Linked DNA regions of Homo sapiens: region 2 is linked to region 1. A link is an interaction called in ENCODE POLR2A ChIA-PET data of the cell type or tissue named here. Cell type or tissue: OCI-LY7. All regions are shown on one strand. Each heading gives the region's core, and the rest is flanking DNA. Links, peaks and the distances in the headings are about the cores only. Region 1 overlaps KMT2C (lysine methyltransferase 2C). Region 2 overlaps GALNT11 (polypeptide N-acetylgalactosaminyltransferase 11).

Region 1 (2,805 bases), core at 258-2,757:
CACTTTATATTTTGCGTCACCTTTTGGTCCTTCCCCAAATGGTCCCAGATCAGGTCTTATATCTGTAGCAATTACTCTGCATCCTACAGCTGCTGAGGTAAAAGATTAAATGACTTCTTAATGTTAAACAGTATGTCCCCAATTTTCAAAGATGGGTCAGGTGTCTACCATAAAACACACACAAACAGGATCACTGAGGATAAAGGGTCAGAGAGCAGAGCTGATGCTCACTGCAGACCTCTCAGCTGCCTTTGAGTGCCATCGTTTGTCATTGAATTGGTCTCAGCCTACGTCAAGTAAAAAGGGAAATTAGAGCTCACATTTTCTTATTAAAGGATGTATACTTTAGAGAACTCTTTTTTTTTTTTTTTTTTTAATAGAGACACAGTCTCCTTCTGTTGCCCAGGCTGGAGTGCAGTGGCACAGTCATAGCTCACTGCAGCCTCAAACTTACTGGGCTCAAGTAATCCTTCTGCTTTAGCCTCCTCAGTAGCTGGGACTACATGTGTGAGCCATCATGTCCATCTCAGAAAAAACTTCTTTGTAACTGTTAACAGAGAAGAAAATTAAGCAATGAAAAAGAACTTTATCAACAGTAATAGTTTTGCAGAAGCAATAGAAATGTTCTTCAAGTAGCATCTGCTTATATCAAACATAAGTAATTTCCTGAGGATTTTTTATTTTTTTAACTCTGAATTCTGTGAAGACATTTCAGTAGAGACCAAACTAGAAGTCCAATGATGTGATATTTTGGTTATCAACAAAATACAGCAGTAGCAAGACCTTTGTCTGTTCTTACGGGTTGTGTCAGAGCTGGAGGGAAGCCCCTGGAAGTAAGCTTTCTGACCACCTGTAGGAACTGACGGGGTCTGTCAGATGTTACAATATCTAAAATAGTTTAATGTGTTACTAGATATTTAATGTTAATTGGAATCCCTTTATGAGGATTTCTGTTTATAAATTTCTTTTTTTGGATATTAGTTCGTTAGAGCTAATTTTTTTCCTGAGGTTCTTTAAGTCTAAATAAAATTTGTTGGATTTTCTTAGAATCTATGTATCATGCAAAGAGGATTTATCCTAAGTGTGTATTTTTCTTCAGTGGTTCACTGTTGCCTTCTGGGTGAATAATACAGCATTTGCATTTGGTTTTAGAACATTAGCAGTGTTGTGGCTGCATTTTCCGACCTTCTTCACGTCCGAATCCCTAACAGCTATGAGGTTAGCAGTGCTCCAGATGTCCCATCCATGGGTTTGGTCAGTAGCCACAGAATCAACCCGGGTTTGGAGTATCGACAGCATTTACTTCTCCGTGGGCCTCCGCCAGGATCTGCAAACCCTCCCAGATTAGTGAGCTCTTACCGGCTGAAGCAGCCTAATGTACCATTTCCTCCAACAAGCAATGGTGAGCTAGTGAGCTTTTTGTTAACCCCAAATCCATTCCTGATTCAAAAGTTAAGCTTACTCTTTGAGATACTGATTATCTTTTAACAACGGACAGGTAACATGCTGGCGTATAGTCCTTGGTGAACTTACCATGTGTGGGTGTTCTGTTTTCTGTGCTGTGATTTTGACCTCTAGTGCTTTGGCCTGTGTATTCTGTCATGCTGTCACCAGGGGCTATGTGAGTGCCAGCCATCTGTGCAGGCTGCCAGAAGAAGCCTGTGACGGGCTTGCCCTTGAGCAGCTTTTGTTCTTCCTGTCTCCCAACCCCCATCCCGCTGCACCTGGGCCACCTGGTACAGATGGGGCTGGTGACCTGACGTGGGTTCTGTTTCCTGTTCTCCTCTGCTTTCCATCCTCACCTACCTCTTGTTTTACCTCTGCACCAGCTCTATAGGGCCCTTCTCTTCCCACAGAGGTGTTCATGCCCCCCATCTCTGAGAATGGAACAACTTCCTTAGACCGACCATGATGTCGCTTTCCTTCCTGCCTCACTGGCAATCTTACAGGCGTGCTCAGTCCAGGCCCTGGCTTCCTCCTCTTGGCTTCTAGCTGTTCTGTCACTTTTTCCCTGCTCCTTTTTGCCTTCACACTGCACCTGAATGATGCTTTCTAATTCCTGAGTCCTTATTTACCTTCTTATCCTTGGCCTTGGCTCTTTCCTCATTTCTGACTCTGCAAGTCACACTTATTTAAGACTCTTATACATATGTCATTGTATCTTTCATAAAATGTTTTTTTACCATCTTAACCTGCAAGCAAAAGTAATATCTGTTTCCCTCTCTGTCTTACTTTGTACTTAGACTGAATAGTAATCTCTCTTGGTGACTTAGTTTTATTAGATTCTTCTTTTATACTGCCATTGCTTTCCCAGCTATTTGAGAATAGGCATGTTTCTTTATTTTTGCCCTAGTGTCAGATAATCGACTCTGTAACCATTGCTTAGAAGATAAATTTTTTTTATTAATTAAAGAATAATGTTAATGAACCATGTTGTAATGAGTTGATACTGCATAATTTTTCACCATGTGCCACCTTGTGTCATCAGTCAGTTTTAATTACTAACAAAAGTTGATTGCCTTTAGGTCTTTCTGGATATAAGGATTCTAGTCATGGTATTGCAGAAAGCGCAGCACTCAGACCACAGTGGTGTTGTCATTGTAAAGTGGTTATTCTTGGAAGTGGTGTGCGGAAATCTTTCAAAGATCTGACCCTTTTGAACAAGGTACTTTGCTACTCCTTTTATGACCCCACCTCCTACCTCCAGCGAAAATGTCCTTGGCAGTGTCTCTTCCAACATCAGAGAGAGACACCACTTATGGTGGTGTGATGGACACATGTTCCTGGTGATGGCACCAGCGTATA
Region 2 (2,805 bases), core at 294-2,793, 76 kb after region 1:
GAGATGTTATCTTCCTCTGGAGAGGATTTTCATCTGTCTCTGTTAGGTGACTGGGGTCACCAGCAATTTGAGATCACCCTAATCCATTTCACCATTTGAGATTTACTAAACCCCCAGGTGACCCCATGGAGCTTCAGTCCAGGCAAAGGCTGGCACACTCCCAGCCCATGAGTGTTCTGGATGGCAGCCTCTCAAGGTTTCAACATTAACCCCAGGTGGCTCACCAGGATTCTTACCCACAGCAAGTTCTAGACTCCAGTTTTTGTTTCTGTCCTCCTGTGAGTCAGTTAACTACACTGCTCAGCCTCTCACCTGCTCTTCCAGAACAGCAAATAGCCGGGCAAAAGCGGCCCTGGGTCAGAGGCTCACGTCTCTGGTTTTCTATCATCTCCCAAATCTTAACCCAGTAATTCTTTACTATGTTGTAAATTCCTTGATGCTTTTCAGAAAAGTATCAGCTGGCTTTAACTAGGTTACTCAGGCCATTATCGGAAGCACAAGGCCAGGGCTATTTTCTAAACAGTTGTTTTGGCATTTCAAAGAGTGCAGGCTAGGTACTGCCAAAAAGAACATCAGCAAATCAAACTGTGACAGAATCTTGGGCCTTTTTTTTGAGACAAGGTCTCACTGTCACCCAGGCTGGGGTGTGGTGGTTATGATCATAGATTACTGTAGCCTCCAACTCCTGGGCTCAAGCGATCCTCACCTCATCCACCCAAAGTATTGGGATTATAGGCATGAGCCACCATGCCCAGCTATGGGCCTTTTTCAGAAAACTTTTTTCCTCCATACATCGTGAACTGTATAGAAAATTAATTTCTGAGAATCTACCACCTCAACAGGTTTAGAAAGCTGACAGACTTAATCAATCTGGCAAATCACCAGATCCTAGCTCATGCTGTTAACCAAGCCCAGTAAATAAACATCGCAGTTACTGTTGTTTGCAGGTCCCCTTGAGCATTACTATCCCGCACAGTGTTCTGAATTCCAACTGCCAGTACCTGTATCTCTGGCTTCTGAAGCCCATCTGCCCACGTGCAGGGCAGGCCCAAACTACAGGGGAATGTGTACCTACCTGAGGGCAGTCCTCACAATATACTGATAAGAAGACTCCAGCTTCCTTAAATCCAGCCTCCCTCCAAACCCCCAGTGGAAAAATCACAACTCTGACATACGTATGCTACACTGGCTCTAGAATTCCTCAGCACAATCAAGCTTCATTTGTCCACAGCGGGACCTGGCTTGAAAACATGCCCTTTATTGGCTGTCTTTCCTAGACGGCGCACTTCATTCCCCTACTGGTGTGTCCTGGGATTACCTCGCAAATACACAACTTGGATTCAGATTTCTATCTCAAGATCTGCTTCCAGAAGAACCAAAACCAATCAATTCAGGTTTCAACAGAAAAGGAACAACTTGACAAATCCTTAGATGAACTAATTTATTTCTAAATGAAAAATCTAATAAAGAGAGCCTTTACAGCTTTTCTTGCCTTAAAGTGCAAAATAATGCACAGAAAAAAGCACACTGCTTTTTCTGAAAAGCAGTAACATATCTTCATACTTGCAGGAACAGAACATTAAAAAAGCGATGAACTTTTCTCTCTTCTTCTTTTTTTTTTTTTTTTTTTTTTTTTTTTTGAGACGGAGTCTCGCTCTGTCGCCCAGGCTGGAGTGCAGTGGCACGATCTCGGCTCACTGCAAGCTCCACCTCCCGGCTTCACGCCATTCTCCTGCCTCAGCCTCCGGAGTAGCCAGGACTACAGGAGTCCGCCACCACGGCCAGCTAATTTTTTTGTATTTTTAGTAGAGACGGGGTTTCAGTGTGTTAGCCAGGATGGTCTCGATCTCCTGACCTCGTGATCCGCCCGCCTCGGCCTCCCAAAGTGTCTTTTTTTTTTTTTTTGAGACAGAGTTTTGCTCTTGTTGCCCAGACTGGAGTGCAACAGCGCAATCTCAGCTCACCGCAACCTCCGCCTCCCGGGTTCAAGCGATTCTCCTGCCTCAGCCTCCCAAGGAGCTGGGATTACAGGCATGCGCCACCCCACGGCTTGTATTTTTGTAGACGGAGTTTCTCCATGTTGGTGAGGCTGGTCTCAAACTCCCGACCTCAGGTGATCCGCCAGCCTTGCCTTGGCCTCCCAAAGTGCTGGGATTATGGGCGGGAGCCACGGGGCCCAGTCAAGAAGTGATAAGCTTTTCTAAGGAAAGCGAAAGCTACCAGGCAGGGTAGTTTGAAATCCTTACTACTCCGGTGATACATAAGAAAGGTTAAATTTAGCATAATCAAACCTAGACACAATATTGCAGCACTGAGCCTATGTGTCTAAAGCACTGAAGTGGTAACAAGTCACAAAATACAAGTTAAAAACAAGGTGGTGACTTCGCTTTCAGCTGCAACATGTAATGAGAAAAAGCTGGGAAAATTCAAAATCAATGGCTCTTTTGGGACGATCAGAGAACTGAGCTAACAGGGCAAACTGTGCTGGAAACCTGGAAAGACACAGAGGAGATCCGCTTACCTGGAGCAGAAACTGCCAGAGCCATAAGCTGGTGCTGGATGCTCGGTGTGGACTAGTGAGAGTGAGAAACTCGGGGAAGCAGTCTCAGGAGGTGCGAGACCCACACTTCTGTGGGCTTTACCTCCAGGAACTCCACCAGGCACTAAGGTAAAAGATCCCAGAGAGATCCCTCTGGCAGGGGAGGGGAAGAGTAATAAGCCCAGAGTTTTCTCTGCCACAAAGTCATTTGCTCCAGGGGAAAAAAACTTTGCTAGATCCTTCTCCTAACTAGGGGAATGCAAAGG

Evidence for each region. ChIA-PET counts read pairs that join two places held together with the same protein. Peaks named below come from ENCODE experiments on the same cell type or tissue, not always from the same donor. Only the 100,000 strongest peaks of a DNase experiment are listed, where the experiment ranks them.
Region 2: POLR2A ChIA-PET joins it to region 1 with 6 read pairs; 3 of 35 experiments call an interaction of 5 or more read pairs at or near these places.

Annotation. Positions count from the first base shown.
Region 1 is chr7:152,151,302-152,154,106 of GRCh38, reverse strand. KMT2C (lysine methyltransferase 2C) reads left to right here. Exons shown (of 59, transcript NM_170606.3): 48 at 1-97; 49 at 1,153-1,402; 50 at 2,526-2,665. Among named protein-coding and RNA genes, the nearest start is that of GALNT11, 130 kb to the right of the region's middle. In OCI-LY7, for the core only: no CTCF peak of the experiment used is centred there; a DNase peak (open chromatin) is centred at 1,686; H3K27ac peaks cover 1,553 bases.
Region 2 is chr7:152,074,897-152,077,701 of GRCh38, reverse strand. All of the region lies in intron 1 of GALNT11 (polypeptide N-acetylgalactosaminyltransferase 11), which reads right to left. Among named protein-coding and RNA genes, the nearest start is that of GALNT11, 51 kb to the right of the region's middle. In OCI-LY7, for the core only: CTCF peaks have their summits at 1,128 and 1,328; a DNase peak (open chromatin) is centred at 1,291.